2 separate regions of the Homo sapiens genome follow, and region 1 is linked to region 2. Evidence: chromatin loops called from intact Hi-C (ENCODE). Cell type or tissue: PC-3. All regions are shown on one strand. Each heading gives the region's core, and the rest is flanking DNA. Links, peaks and the distances in the headings are about the cores only.

Region 1 (8,334 bases), core at 317-8,316, 55 kb before region 2:
CATAATGATGTTGGTGATGATGATACCTTCATGTTTTTTCAATCAATTTTTTTTTCAGTTTCTACTATGTGCCAGATAGTGTGCTTGGCACTCAAGAGTCATCAGTGAATTAAGCAAAAGATCTCTGCCTTCATGGGGCTTATATTTATTTTCATGCTTTTTCATCTTTACCTTCTTCATCCTCATCCTCATCATTACCATTTCACCTTTTTTAAAAATTTGTGCTCCTTTGCACAAAGACTCCTAAATAGCTATATCTCTAGGACCTGGCACAGCATAGCTTTTTAATAAATAGTTGTTATCTTCAATTAAGGAATGTGTATGTGCACATGTATGTATCTGTGTGTGTGTGCATGTCGTGACTGTGTATATAATGCCATTTCACTTCTACACTGTAGCTCAGTCTATCCCCCACTGCTTGAAATAGCATCTCCACTTCTCTCACATTATCCTTCAAGGCAGCCTCATTTCCTTAGTGATGACTTCCCAGGAGGACCCCCTCCTCTTAACGACCAAAGTGTTTACCACTCATTTAAATCTCATCATACACAGTATGTGACAGCTTGGGGACTGTAGTTTATTCATTTAACTCTGTTAAGGGCCACTAATTAATATGGGTAGGTAAAATGATTTCCAGTTTCCCAGGGGCCCTGTGAAAACCACGATGCCCTAACAAAAGAGCAGCTATTACAATTTTAGGCCCTGAGAAGACAGATGAGGCCCCTTCTCTGATGAGCACCTTGGTCATGCAGAATCTTCCTGGCCTGGTCACATGAGCCTGATTGCAATTCTGCCCCCAATCTGCCGGTATGATTCTGGTCAAGTCTTAGCCCCTTGAAATTCACTGGACTCACCTGTACAATGAAGCAGTTGTTCTCTGGGCACTTGGGTCCTTTGCAATTTTCTATCTATTAGGCTTCATTCTTCCTGACTTCAGGAAGAGAGGATATGGCCAGGATGCTTGAGAAAGTACAGTGCCTTCTCAAATGGCCCCAGCACTACCATGTCTGCCCTGCTCTAATTAAAAGTGCAGTGCACAGACACTTGAATATTGGCCTTAATTAAGGCACCCAAATGAAAAGCCTAGAATTGCAGCGAATGCACCACATATAGAACTGATTTTCCAAACCCTTAGCTGGGTAATGTTCTCAAGAGGCTACACACAAGTGACGAAGGGATCAGGGAAGGAAGGTGTTTAGTTTAGTTTAGTTTAGTTTAGTTTAGTTTAGTTTAGTTTAGTTTAGTTTAGTTTAGTTCAGTTTAGTTTAGTTCAGTTTAGTTTAGGAATACTTGCTCATACAGAAGCCCTTTCAAAGGCAAAGAAATGGCCAGTATTTCAGGCAGGACCCTCTTCTTTTCCCTCTATTCACTGCTTAACAGCTCCAGGGCACGCTGGCATGTGATGTGACAGCCAGTGTGATAGAGTAGCTATGATGGTGTGCTCTGGCATCAGGGATACCTGGGTCTTAGTCTTAGCTCTGTCATGCGCTGGCTGCATGACTTTAGCCAGGTCACTTAACCTCTGATCCTTAGTTTCCTCATCTGTAAAAGGGAATAATAATGATACTACTTCTTAGGGTCGTTGTGACAATTAAACAAAGGGATGCTTAGAACAGTGCCTGGCTCTTAGTTGGTGCTCTGTGAGTGTTAGGAGAAAAATGTCCAAATTGCAATATTGGGACACAAGAGTACCCATGTCCTTCTGAAGATTCAGGGTGGTAGCATGTTTGAAACTGGAGCTGTCCTACAAAATTCAGTCTCTGCCTAGGAAGCAGTTTGCACTCTGCTCTTTGCCTGAAAACTCTGCTCAGTGGCTTGATCAAGTGGGAATATACCACTCCATGGCGGAAAGAACAGAGACATAAACTCTAAGCTCAGAGAGCAGCTAATTCAATCACCCTCTTGCTCACCTTCACCCGCCAACACCAAACGGACCCAGAAACTCCAAAAAAGGAAGTGAATCTCTGAAGGTCACACAATAAACTAGTGGTGGACAGTTCTACCTCTTGATCTTTTTACTGCTTCTTTTATGAATAAGAGTTGAGAAACAAAATGTGTGCAGTATAGAACAGATTCAAAAACAAACTCCATGAATCTAGGAGACTTAAGCTAGTCTCTGTACACCAGGGTTTCTCAACTTTAGCACTATTGACATTTTGAGCCAGATCATTACAAATTATTACCACACATTGCACTGTAGAATGTGTAGCAGCATCCCTGGCCTGCTTGCTCAGTTGTGTGACAACGAAAAATGTCTTCAGACATTGCCAAATGTCTGCTCTAGGGGTAAGGTGGGGTGGCAGAACTTCATGTTGAGAGCACAGCTGAATAGGAGCAGCACTGTAAATGTAGCTTGCTCCTCAGAGTTCTTTTCAGCACTCTTCTCCACTATATTGTCTCCAATGGTGATATCATCCAACCCCGTGGCTGATGGCTTCCAGATGTGGAGCTCTAGACTTGACCTCTCCAGCCCACTCCTGTCTTATATATCCACGGCCTACTCGACATCCCTCTTGCACATGTTATAGGCATCTCAGACAATACCGAACTCCTGATTCTTGAGCCTACCCTTTCTCCAACTCATTCTTGCCTTCATTCATTCATTCTTGCATTAGACAATATTGCACACCTAGTGTATTCATTTCCTGTGGCTGCTGTTACAAACTACCACAAACTTGGTGTGGTCTAAACTACAGAAAATGTTTTCTTTCATAGTTCTGGAAGCCAGAAGTCCCAAATCAAGGTGTCAGCAAGGCCTTGCCTCCTCCAAAGATTCTAGGGGAGAATCTTTCCTTGCCTCTTCCAACTTCTGCTGGCTCCAGGTACTCCTTGGCTTGTGGCTGCATCACTCTGATCTCTGCATTGGTCATCACATGGTCTTTTCCTCTTCTCTCCCTGTGGTTCTCCTCTGTCTTTTATAAGGACACTCATCATTTGACTTAGAGGCCACCTATATAATCCACAATGACTTCATCTTGAGATCCTTAATTACATCTGCAAAAATCCTTCTTCCAAAAAAGTCATGTTCACAGGTTCCTGCGGTTAGGACACAGATGTATCTTTTTAGGGGCCATCATTCAACCCACCACTCCTACTATGCACCAGGAATGTTATAGATGCTGGGGATACAGTGGGGAACAAAGCAAAGTCCTTGATCTCGTGGAAATTACATTATACTGTTAGAAGATAGATAGACAATAAATGGATAACTATATAATATAGAATGTCAGGTAGTGATAAGTGCTAGAGAGAAAAAGAAAACAGGGTAAGAAGATAGAAAATGATGGGGTATGCTACTTTTGATAGGGCGCTCAGGGAAATCCTCTTGGAAGAGGTGATGTTCAGGTAGAGAACCGAAGCACTGGAACCAGACATGGGAAGGTCAGGGAAAGGTGTTAGAGGCAGAGGGAACAGAAAGTGCAAAGGTCTTTAGAAAGGATTATTCTTGACATGTTTGAGAAAAAGCAAGGAGGCCAGAGTGGGTGTTGCACAGACAGTGACCAGAAGAGTGGCAGGAAATGAGTTTGGAGAGGTTGGTAGGAACCAGAGCACGCAGGGTGTTGTGGGCCATGGAAAGAACTTTGGTTTTATTCCAAGTGTGATAAGAAACCATTAGACCGAGTCTACAGATGAGGGGAGTGACATGACCTGATTTGCATTTTCAAAATATCAGCCTGGCTGTGATGTGGAGAAGGAGGCATAGCAGCAGGGCAAGTGTATAGGCAGTGAGACGAGCTTGTGGAAAGGGAGAGGCACTGTCTCCATCCATCCCCTTGCTCAAGGAGTCATTCCCGATTTCTCTCTTACCCTTATCCCCCACATCTAATCCACTGGAAAAATCCTCTCAGCTTCATATTCAAAATATATCCAGAATTTGACCATTTCTCATCACCTCCATCACTACCCCTCAGTCTTAGCCACTGTTATCTCTTGCCTGGTCCACTATGATAGCCTCCCAACTGGTCTCCCTGCTTCAACCCTTGCCTCCTCAGTCTATTTGTGACACAAGAGCCAAATCGAACTTTTTAAAGCATAAGTCAGAACATGTCACCCCCCGGGCTTAAAACCTGCGATGGTTTTCCAGTGCACTTAAAATAAAATCCAAACACTCTGCCATGGCCGCCATTATGTGACTCTCACCTATCCTGCAGCCCCATTCCCTACCACTCTCCTTACTCACTACGTTCCAGCCACTCTGGCCTTCTTTCCTTAAACCCTTCCAGTTTGTTCCTACCTCAAGGACTTTGCACCAGCTGTTCCTCTAGGTGGTAATATGGTTTTTTCCAGCGGCTGTCACCTCCTCCAGGAGGCCTCCCTGATTACCCTCATGAAAGTAGGATCCTGATTGTCACCCTGTTTTCTTTTATTTTCTTCAGAGCATGTATTACTCTCTGAAATTATATCAGGTATTTGTTTGATTTATTATGTGTTTATATGGTGGCTTATTTACTACTTGTCTTTTCTTACTAGAAGGTAAGCTTCCTGAATCAGGGCTCATGTCTGACTTGTTTGCTGCTATGACCTCAGCAGCTAGTACAGTGCCTGGCACACAGTAGCCCCTCAGTTAATATCTGTTGAGTGAATGAACCTCTCTCCCAGTGCACAACTGGACAGGAGCTTAAGGACTATCCAGCGAGTGGACGTCGGAATCACCCAGAGGGCTTTTAAAACAATCCATATTTCCAGGGCCCCTTCCAAGCCTACTGCATCAAAATCTCCTGGGGCGGGCCCACAAATCTACATTTTGAACAAGTTCAGTTTGTAACAAACACTTATGTAGCACTTACTGCTACTATTCTAAGTATTTTACATATATTAACTCATTTTATCCTTTTAATAGTAATTTTAGTATTACAGTTTTACTGCCAAGGAAACGAAGGCACAGGGACATTTAGTAACTTTGCCCAAGGCCACCCAGGCAGGAAGTAGTAGAGTCAGAATTCAAACCCAGTCAGTATGTCCTCTTAACCACTACTCTGTGCTGACTCTGCACAAGAAGTTCTGTGATCAGTGCTGTTTGGGACCCATACATAAAATTGGCTCCAATAAGGACACTGAGACCCAGACTAGACAATGGACCTGATTAAAGCCACAATCAGAAATGAGATAGGTTTTGCGTCTTTCCATCTGATGAGCATTCCATTCTGTCCAGTCATTCTGTGCTCTGTAAAGGGCAGGGCCGGGGAGTATGCTGCCTACATAAAAGTTAAGTCACAAGAAGTTGTCTAGAAATGTTTTTGCTGTCAGCACTGGTTGTCAGGGAATGCAGGAACACATCCTGGTATTGGGATCTCTTATCATCTCTGGGACAATACAAGCTTAAAGTGGGAGACCCTCTTCCCTCAGGAGACAGTTAGCAAAGCCACGGGCGACGAAGCCTGCTGCTGCTGGCCTAGTTGAGGATGGAGGTGTAAGAGAAGCCCCCATAATGTCAGCGGAGGGAGCAGTATGTGCGGCGGAGCTTATCTGCTCCGGTCACAAAAAGTGCACCAGGCCTCGGCAGGCAGCCTCCACTCCCCTATTCCCGCCAGCCCCCACTGAGAGAACCAGGGGATGGCCCAGCCAGATGACATGCCTCAGTTACTCTCCAATGAGGCCCCGGGCCAAACAGGCTTTTCAATTTCCAGATGCTTTTTAATTAAAATAAAGGCCACTCTGTAACCTAACATTGAATAGACAAAGTTTCCTTAGTAGAATGACTGTACGAGTTCACCCTTTTTCCATTACTTTTCATTGAGCAACTGAACGTTTCTAACCAATAAATTATGACTTGAGTCACATGACAGCAAGGGGCATGGAAGGGTTAAGTGACTTATGGAAGGTCACTCTGCTAAAGAAAGACTCCTTTGTTCTAGCCTCCCCTCTTGCTCCTGCCTCTGCGAGCCCGTATTCTACCTTTTGGGGAGACGGAAAGAGGGCTACTCTAGCCTCGCTCAGAACAGCAGAGGGTTGAGCAATGGTGTTGTGACCTGGTCCATCTGGGAATTCAGACTCTTCATCTCTGCTTCAAAATGGATCTCAAGAGCTCAGATTTTCTGTATTGGTTGCCCACACCATGAGTTCTAACTCTGCCTCCATCCTTTGGGGACATAAATGGCAGGAGGGAAAAAAGGCCACTTTCTTTTTTTTTTTTTTTGAGATGGAGTTTCGCTCTTGTTGCCCGGGCTGGAGTGCAATGGCACAAACTTGGCTCACCACAAACTCTGCCTCCTGGATTCAAGCGATTCTCCTGCCTTAGCCTCCCGAGTAGCTGGGATTACAGGCATGCACCACCAGGCCCGGCTAATTTTGTATTTTTAGCAGAGACGGGATTTCTCCATGTTGGTCAGGCTGGTCTTGAACTCCCGACCTCAGGTGATCCACCCGCCTCGGCCTCCCGAAATGCTGGGATTACAGGCGTGAGCCACCACGCCCGGCCAGGCCACTTTATTTCTATCCAGGTCACGTGGTTAGAGATGTTTGGGGAGGCCTGTGGGGGGACAAAGCAATCTCACCAACTTCTGTCTTGGACTTACCTGGTCTAGAATACTAGCACAGAAAAGGAGCAAGAGGCCTGACGACAGGTTTAGGCTCTGCCCAGGTGTAATAGCTTACTTTTTCTTCTTAATTATGAGCCAACTCAGCCTTTAGCAGAGTTCAGAGACAATGAGGCTGTCTATGGGCTCAGAACAAAGCCCACTGATCCTAGACTCCAGAGTTCGATGCATTAAGTGACGACTGATTGAGCTCCCCTGCCTCACATGGATCACTGTTCTTGTTCACCACATACTATGATTAGGACAACTGAGGTCCCAAAGGTTACATTTGTCCAAAGAGCCTCAGCTAAGAATTGAAGAGAATAAAGAACGAGTGTTTTCTCAATGAGTTTTCTCTTCCCAAACTCCTGTCCTGTGTTCTTTTTGTGAAAGCAGAGCTTAGGCCGAGTTCTTTCTTCCCTGTTCTGCTGAAAGATTGGGTCTGATCTGTATTGCCAGCTGTAAAGACAGGAAGAGGAAGGAGTGAGAAACCAATGAGAACCCATTTCAAGTTTTCCTTGAATACTCCAAAATAGTTTCTTCCACATCCTGGAAGTACCAAAGCAGTTAGTGTGGTCTATCTTGGGCCACATCTACATGAAACCAACATAGCCCATAGGAAAGTGGAGGACCCAGCCAACCACTGTTTGAGAGGCTGTTGATGTTTGTTTTCTACAGTTCTAAATTACCTACGTCTGTGCACCACAGATGCTTGTGGGTCACAGTGCATGTGATTGAGGTTATGTATGGGTTGAATGCTGTAGGAACCAGGTTTATTTTGTCCTGGGTCCTTTCTCACTTTGGCCTTCTTTTATTGCCTGTGTGAACTTTTCTTATTTGGATCTACTGAAGACATAGAAACATCCCTGCCCTTACCCCAACCCTTCCATTTCATTCCTGAGTGACCTTTTGGCTGGAGGCTCTCTTGGCATTGCAAAGATTAAGAGTGTCTCCACAGGTCTGTTTCAGGATTCCCAAGAGAATTTGAGGCATAAGGCTGAGAAAATGAGTTTTAAGATTCAGTGCTTGGAATATTTTTCCTCAACATGTCATCCTGAATCTAGAATTTCTGAAGAAGATCCATGATATCAGCTAATTTGGGCAACCTTGGTATCTTCCTTTACCATTCAACTTGTGAAGTGTCATAAAAGGGCCATATCCTAAATGGCTCCCAAGTGGGCTGTTGGGCCAAGATTTTGGTGTTCAAGTAGGCCATCTTGTGTTTCACTCCGTAGGGAATTGTGATCATACCCAACAGATGTGTAGCTTCAAAAAAGCAAAGGGTGGTAGGCTTTAGAAATATCCATCTGTTGAACATTTTTCCTTTCATCTGCAGGATAGATAAAGACCGTGTGAACGGTCCTACCCAGCCCCACACAAGATTATAGCCACATTTCTTCTCATGAACAGAAGAGTGAAGGCAAGTGAGGGACATTTGAAAAATGGCTGGCAGTACCTAGGTCAGGTTGTTGGAAGCTTTTTGGGCTCTCATTCTGGGATTAAGTTATGTTGGAAAGCAAGGCCAGCCCCTTTCCTCCCTCAACAGATGGAGATCAAAAGACAGTGTCAGCCTAACCATCCACAAATCTCTCCAGTGTTTGACACTCACTATCAACAAATTCCATCTCTCTGTGAGGGAGGCAGCAATCTGAAACAGCCTTATTAGGCCACAGGGCTTGGGGACTGGGGTGGTCTCTGCATCCTATGGCCACTTTTCATTTGGAATCATTTGGTCTACTAAACCTCTCCATTTATTAAAAAAAAAAAAATTGAGACTATGATGAGACTTTCACATGACAGAGTTTCTAGGCTGAAAAGA
Region 2 (8,334 bases), core at 122-8,121:
GAGATGGGTTACAACAGAATCCAATGCAAGCTTTTATTGGAGAGACCTATGTGTGGAGACAATAGGCCTACTTTTTAAATTTCCACAAAATGAACTAGGTACAGAATACCACTATTTTATTCATTCACTTGACAAATATTTACTGAGCATCTACTATGTGCCAGGTACTTTGATAAACACTGGGAGTAAACTGTTGAACAAAACAGAAGTGTCCCCTGCCCTCAGGGAGCTTACTGTTTCATAGGCAAGGTGAGTGAAAAGCAAGTAAACACACAAATATAGAATTACAGATGGCAAAAGAAAAAATACAGGTGGGGCATGGACTAAGGGTCAGGATGGTGTCGCCATGGTGGCCTGGCATTTAGAGTGAGTTCTGAATAAAGAGAAGGGAGCCACCTTTCAGGCTGAAGGGAACGTGTGTGAAAGCACTTTTGGGATTCAGGCTCTTGAAGTCGCTGGTCAGGCAGGAGGCTCCCTGAAATCTGCTCCACTTTTTGCTCCTCACTGTGCAAACCAAAGTGCTCTAGGCTTTGTGGTTGCTCAGGGCACAGAGGACCAGATGGGTTCCAGAGACCAGCCTGAAAGTTCCCCAGTGAGGATGCATGGTGATAGCCTGCGAGTTTCAGCCAGTTGGATGAGGTGAGCTTCCAAAATATTCTTAAACCCTACAGCCTCCGAGACCCATTTCCCAGTGATTTCCATTCCTGGTCATCACTTTCTTTCTGCAGGGGACACTTGCCTGTGGAAAAGCAGTGCCTCGCCTTGGTTAGGGTTAAAGATTGAGGCAGTGCTGGCCTTCAGGAAAAGTGCAAGCAGCAATGGAGAGAGAGCAAAAACTGAAGCCAAGGAAGCAGCCCCTGCCAACAACTTCCGTTCTTTCCCTTTCCTTCGGCATGGCTGCCCAAGGAGCCCCCAGTGACTGTTCATGGTGATCTGTTTGTTTCACAATTGACAAAGAAGGAGGGAGCCCTTTCTGACATTTTTGCCCAGAGGACCCAGATTTCTCAGTTTGAAACTGCCAAATACGCAACTTTGGGTGGATATTTGGCTGAATCACTTTGAAGGGCTTGTCAGTGCCTAAAATGGAAATTGTTAGAAAGCAGAGGAGGGTGGTTGCCAGCAACCATGAAATGGTAATGACCAAATCATTTATTTTTGCAATGAAATGTCATCCCCTAACACTACAAAGGCAGGTTTTTTCTAGCTTAGAAGTACTGACTACCTATAAAAATCTTCAAAAGTGATTCTGTGTGCCATGCACATGTACACATATACCCCATTTCTCTCACCCTCTGCCTTCCCTCCTAAACCAAGCTTCTTCCATGTTCCTGGAGCCCAGCTGCAACCTGGGATGAATTAAGATATTGGCTGATTATGAAAGGTAATCAGGCTTCAGCTATCATATAAAATGAAGGGGAGTTCATTTGGTTATTTGTAAGATGGTATGTGGCTGACTTTCTATGTGGGAAAGTCAGTAGGCTGTAATAGATCATGCCCCAAAATACGATGTGGATCTTTTAAAGATCTGTTTGAGTCTAGCTGTAGTTGCACCTAGGAGACATGATACTTAATAAGGTTTCTCCTATCTATCTATCTATCTATCTATCTATCTATCTATCTATCTATCATTTATCTGTCATCTATCTATCTGCTTCATTAGCAGGCAAATTAGGCAAGATCTCCCATTGTGTACTTTGTATTTTTAAATGCTGACACCTTTTTTCTGAGTTTAGGAGGAAGATACTGGAAAATACATTGTGGGTTGACACTGGGGAATGCAAGAGGATCTTTCTTTGAAAACAGCCATTAAGATACTATTCCCCTGGGCCAATTCCTGGGCAGTTTTAACCACATACAAAGCCCCAGGTTCTTCTTCTAGCTTTTCTATATTGACTCCTGTGTTAAGATCAGTGAAAATTTATACTATCATATAATTTATTTTAAAGTAATACTTTACAAGCCTTTGGCTTGAAAATATTTCAGTAACATCTGCACATTCAATACTGAAAAGTAAGATGGCTCCATTCTGCTCTCATTATAGTAGGCTTTGAGAGGTATCTTTTCTTTGTATCACAGTCATTAGTCCAGTGGTTGATCAGCTTCTTTTTCAACAGAAGTGGCTTTTTCCAAAGTCCTTTGTGATTGTTGATGTGGGATCTATTCTGAAAGCAGGTTTGCTGTTAAGGAAGGTTATAGGAACATTACCGTTTAGCCATGGACCTTGATCATCTGAATGTGGTAGCTGGGTGTTATCTCAGTGCATTTGAAGCTCATGCTTATGGAATCCCTGTTATGCAAGGGGTTGGGGAAGCCCACTGGAAAAAGTGGCTCCAGTGTGGATGAATCCGTCCTTCAGATTCCTTTGTAGGGTTGGCTTAAAGGGCAATTATAAATTAGTCTGTGTCATTTCTGTCCATTTCCCAACCTTTTAAGAGCTCTCCTGGCCCTCGATCTGCATGTATCTAATACCACTTTCTCAGCCTCAGTTTCCTAATATGTAACACGAAGGACTTGGACTAGACAAGCTACAAGTTCTCCCCAAACTCTGACACTTGATAAATCTAATGCACTTATCAGCAGAGAGGAATGTGGCTATTTTCCAACTCTTTCTTTAGTTTGGGGAAACTAATTTTATATAATGTTCTTTCCCTGTGTTTCCCTTTTAAAAGGAAAACATGACCCATTTCCGGTGTTGTAAAGTCAACACTTTGCAGCTCTGCACGAGGAAGCTTCTTTCTATGTAGAAGGGGCACAGAATGCCACGGGAACCAGGGCAGGAACCAACACCTGACAAGAGATGCAGGCACATGCGGCATGTGGGGCGGGCTGTCCCTCACAGGAGCCAGAATCATCAGTACTAGCCTCAGTCCTCCCATGCAGCTGGCCCCACTCAGAAGCATAATGGTGTGGAGCAGAGATCCCTGAGCTAGCATTCCTGGATTAGAGTGCTTACTAGCTGTTTACCTCCAGTGAGTTAATTAACCTTTCTGTGCCTCAGGTTCCTAATCTGTAAAATACGAATAATAATCACACTACTGCAGAGTACAGTTGCAAGGATTAGATAAGATCACGTGGGCATGTAAAGTGCTTAGAACAACGTGTAGCACACACATATTAAGTGCTCGGCAAATGTTAACTATTTGTCCATTGGGCTCAAATGTCCAAGTATGGATCCAGGAGTTGAAAGGTTGGATTCCACAGGGCCATCCTCCCTCTTGTGTCCAAGACTCTTTGTGGTCTAGGACAACTTTTGTGAGAACAACTTGTATCTGCTCTGGAATAGATGACTTTCCCTTTTCTATAGAGCTACTGTCCAACTAGCCCAGCCTTAGTGTCCCTGGGTTCACAAGTCAGTGATAATGACCAAAAATATGAAAAACTATCTGACGAGAGGGAAAGTGTGCTCATTGAGACCCCAGCAATAAGCAATTGTCTGCCATTGCAGAGGATTTAACAGAGCTCAGACGTGAAGGCTCTTGTAGTTGACAAAGGATCTTTAGAAAAGAATGTTCCCTGAGGGTGCTCCATGTCTACAGAGGCCCAAACAAGAGAAAACAGATTGTGGTTAGACCCAGGGAAGACATTTTTACCACACACAGATAAAATGCTGGGCCACATTCCCAAAACAGGTTATGTAGTGTCTTCCCCTGGTAAATTGGGAAAAGAGTGGCTGGCCATCTGTCCTAGATTGTTTCATAGACCACCAGAGCAGGAAGAACCCTTAGAGGTCATCATATCCAAACCTCTATTTTAAGGATTGAGAATGCTAATACACAGAGGGAGGAGATAATTGCCCTATAGTCATATAGCAAATTATTAGCAGGACCAGGATTTAAATCTTAGGCCAACACAGCTTGCCACTGCACCTTAGTTATCTCTTAAGGCACTCAAAGTGCTGTCCCTTCTAGTTCTGGAATGCTCCATGGTATCAATGTACTAAAAAAGTAACTGAGGCCCACCCAGAAGGACTCGAAGGTGTTGAGCAGTATCCAAATTGCAATTCCTCTAGTTTACCCATCCGATTTTGGAGCTCCAGCTGTCAAAGTGTTTCAGCCAAGCCTCCTCATTCAACTAACTGGTCTTAACTTACCATTTGAAAGCAGCTGTGGTTAAAGCAGAGCTTGCTGACTCAGCCCATGTAGTAAGGATGACTAAACACAAGAATTTCCTGTGGAGGGGGGAGGAGGGGGATGGAAAATATCTTTCAAATGCATTTGTTTCAGGGAACCCTTCTGATCAGTCAGGAGGTAGCCCACCGTGGGCCCATGAGGAAAAGCAGCAGGCTGTCCCCGCTCAGCACCAAGGCAGGATTTGCAGATGTTTCCTTTCTTTTTTCTAAACAACATTGTGGCTGTCTCGGCACCATTTTGGTCTGGCCAGCATTTGCACAGAGCTTCATCTGCCAACTGATACAGCCCAAAGCCAAGCGGAGCAGATGCCTTCCCTGACTGGAGGGGCCTTTCACATTCCTCTGCTCAGAGCCCAGGGGTGAATTGGGGCTGATCTGCTTTATCTCAAGACAGTTTCAATTCTGAGCCCACCTTGAACTCAAAAGAGAGGATCACTTATGCTGACCGATCAGAAAATATTGTGGGCTGGCTTCCATCTCCAGGATGCACCTTGGGGAGTTTGCAATCTGGAGTAACGTTATCATTTTCAGGTCTGAGTACCACACGGCCATTGGACAACTTCAGGAAACAAACATTGACCTTCAGTTGGGTTGCTCACCAGCTTAAAGCAGTAATCCAGTGAACCCAAAATTTGGGTAAATATTTTAAGACTGTTGGCTGGAAAAGAGTCTGCCTTGCTCAATTAGAAAGTGGAAGACACCTGGTGCATTTGGGGGTGACAGATTTTATTTACAACTTGCAAAATAGAAAAGGGCAGCAGGGAAAAAGAGAGAGTGAACATACTCAGCCATATTCTGAAAGCCATATACAACTCAAACAGTTCAGTCATTGAGGATTCAAGTCCAAGAGGCCTGCCTCACCCTCATGCTCACAAGGAGAAAACAGGACTAACTGCCTCCGAGGTCTCAAACAAGACCGAGGATTTTCTTTTCTTTTTTTTTTTTTTTTTTTTTTTTTTTTTGAGACAGAGCCTGCTCTGTTGCCCGGGCTGGAGTGCAGTGGCACGATCTCGGCTCGCGGCAACCTCCACCTCCCGGGTTCAAGCGATTCTCCTGCCTCAGCCTCTCAAGTAGCTGGGATCACAGTTGCGCACCACCACACCTGGCTAATTTTTGTAGTTTTAGTAGAGATGGGATTTCACCATGTTGGCCAGGCTGGTCTTGAACTCCAGACCTTAAGTGATCCGCCAGACTCAGCCTCCCAAAGTGCTGGGATTACAGGCATGAGCCACTGCGCCTGGCCAAGGATCTATTTTTCATAAGCAAGTAAAAATTTCTTCATCTAATGGGGGAAATGTTCTGGAACAGGCAATGTGGAGTAATGGAAAACAAACTGGTCTGGCAAGAGGAGAGGGGAGAAGGAAGGAGGGAGTGTCCCAGTTCCCTTGGGTGTGAAGGGTGACCCAAGAAGTGTAAGCTTTGAAGTGTTATCTTACTTTTCTAAGCCTGTTTCTGATTCAGTAAATACTTTAGCTACACATAGTGCCTAGTAATAATGTTTTCTGAATAAGTGAGAGTGAGAGAGAAAAAGAAAGCAATGAATATATGAATGAATATGTCAAGAAAGTGAATTAATATATGACAGAATGGTAAGGATTTGCGTAGTTCATGGAGTTGGTTTGAAGCTTAAATGAAATAATGGTTATGAGTTCTCATTTTCTAACACTACGCTTAATACATTATCTGTATACTCACTATCTTATTTGAATCTTTCGAGGCTCCTGTGAGATAGGCAGGGTAAGGACTGTCACCTGTCTGATAGAGGGAATTGAGTATCGGAGAGGTGGAGAGGCAATAGATGATGGAACTAGGGGCTCCGCATGCAGTGCTCCTTCTAACGTACCACACAACCTCTTACTTTCAGATGAAAAAGGTTTTTAAAGAAGAAAGTTCTATAGGACCACCACATAGGATCTATGACTTACAACTAAGCACCTTTTATATGAGGGCTTAAACACTGGAAGTGGGCTTAGAAGAAGAAATATCAGGCTAGGACTAACAATGCTATTGAAGATTATGGTAAGAACTTGTCAACTCAAAATACAAGAGGCCAGGGGGAAATGGTGTTGGAATGACTTGGGTTTGGATTATCTAATATTTTTGTAAAAGAACAATGGGACCTCTAGTTGGCAAGGAACTAACAGTTGCTATTTGAAATAACATGGGCCACTATAAGAAGGTTGACTGTAGACTCAAGTAAGTCAGCCAGTATCTACTTAGTTTGTCCCATCAGGTGTCTGGCCTTTCATGAAGCCATAAGCTGTTTAGCAGGAACAGACTTGTGGTCTGAGTCTTCTCCAGGTTTACATGGGTCTTAGAACCTTTGACTCATGATACTGAATGGTGCTGTTTAATAAAGTCATATAGTCTAGTCCCCATCCAGTAAAGCTATTCCTATCTGATGAGTCACTGTCCACCCTCCAGTGACAAAACAAATGAACAAACAAACAAACAAAAAACTTACTGCCTACTGTACCTATAGTTTCCAGCTTTCTGTTCTGGACAGTTATGATGGTCGTCTGTGCCATCATCATTTCTAATTGCATGGGGCACTAGGGAAATAGAGATATGTTCATTGTAAGTGTACCTCATGCAGGCAATTAGACATTGAAAACAAAATTTTCATAAAGCAAATCCTTATTTTTGTGCCCTAGATCGGCTTGTTATTTAAAGAAATCATTGATCTCTAGTTTATCATTTTCTAAAACACAGAATTAGGTTTTCTTTTTCTTTTCTTTTTTCTTTTTTTTTTTTTTGAGATGGAGTCTTGCTTTGTCACCCAGGCTCAAGTGCAGTGGCGCAATCTCAGCTCACTGCAACCTCCGCCTCCCAGGTTCAAACGCTTCTCCTGCCTCAGCCTCCCAAGTAGCTGGGATTACAGGCGCATGCCACCATGCCTGGCTAATTTTTGTATTTTCAGTGGAGATGGGGTTTCACCATGTTGGCCAGGCTGGTCTTGAACTCCTGACCTCGTGATCTGCTCACCTCGCCCTCCCAAAGTGCTGGGATTACAGGCATGAGCCACCGCGTCCAGCCAGAATTAGGTTTTCTTAATGCAGGAGTTTTAAACATGGGGTCTGTTGCTCTTGGACTAGCTATGGGAAGCTGGGTGAATTTTTCTGAAACTATGTGCAGAATTGTGTTTTTGCTTTTACATACTTTTCTGAGAGGATCTACAGCTTTCCTCAAATTCTCAAAAGGGTTAACACCCAAAAAGGTGAAGAAAAACTGGGTGAAAAAAATGGTGGAACTATAATTGTGTTTGTGAGTCCTAAAGTATGCAGCTTCAACTGCAATTTTTTAAGAAGGTGGCTTTGTCTCTGTCAATTGCATGGTCTGGTTCTCTTCCTTCTGCTGCCTCTGAAGGATAGGTACCCATGGGACATAGTGCCAAGCTTTGACTTTTTCTCTGTCGTATTTGCAGGGTATTAACCATGCTAATAGGAGTTGAATGGCAATTGTTGTAGACTAAAATAAGGTATTATTTGATAACATTTCTAATTCCTTGTCCTCAGTTGTCAACCCCAGAGTACAGCCTATAAGGCAGACATCTTTGTTGCATGACTTCAGCTTTAGAATCAGAGAGCTCTGTGACCTTGGGAAAGTCACTTAATCTCTCTGAGCCTCAGTTTTCATCTGGCAGATGGGAATAATAACAGGGTTGTTGTGAGGATTATAAGTGAGATGATGAGGCTGGGCATGGTGGCTCACGCCTGTAATCACAGCCCTTTGGGAGGCTGAGGTGGGCAGATCGCTGGAGCCCAGGAATTCAAGACCAGCCTAGGCAACATAACGAAAACACGTCTCTACTAAAATAAAAATAAAAATAAAAGATTAGCCAGGCATGGTGGTGCACACCTGTAGTCCCAGCAACTGAGGAAGCTAAGGTGGGAGGATTGCTTGAGCCTGGGAGGTTGAGGCTACAGTGAGCCATGATCGCACCACTGCACTCCATCCTGGGCAACAGAGTGAGAACCTGTCTCAAAAAAAAAAGTGAGATGATGTATATAATGTGCTGGAAACATAGTAAGTGCTTAATAAATAGCAATGCCAATGGTACCTGTGCTGATAAGCAAGTTCTTAAGAAGATCCAAAGCTCTTTCCTGAGGATATGGATAGCTCTGTCTGGGAGCTACCTTGCTGCCCGGGGCCATGCTCAGTGGTCCATCCATGGGCATGGGAACAAAAACAGTCGGACCTTTGTC

Evidence for each region. Peaks named below come from ENCODE experiments on the same cell type or tissue, not always from the same donor. Only the 100,000 strongest peaks of a DNase experiment are listed, where the experiment ranks them.
Region 1: a loop joins it to region 2, with 2.4 times the contacts of the local background. A loop is called at or near these places in 5 of 110 quality-filtered maps.

Annotation. Positions count from the first base shown.
Region 1 is chrX:134,673,468-134,681,801 of GRCh38, reverse strand. It overlaps a transcript of PLAC1 not described here. Among named protein-coding and RNA genes, the nearest start is that of PLAC1, 19 kb to the right of the region's middle. In PC-3, for the core only: no CTCF peak of the experiment used is centred there; a DNase peak (open chromatin) is centred at 5,161; H3K27ac peaks cover 1,112 bases.
Region 2 is chrX:134,618,202-134,626,535 of GRCh38, reverse strand. All of the region lies in intron 1 of PLAC1 (placenta enriched 1), which reads left to right. Among named protein-coding and RNA genes, the nearest start is that of PLAC1, 36 kb to the left of the region's middle. In PC-3, for the core only: no CTCF peak of the experiment used is centred there; a DNase peak (open chromatin) is centred at 4,115; H3K4me3 peaks cover 590 bases; H3K27ac peaks cover 2,155 bases.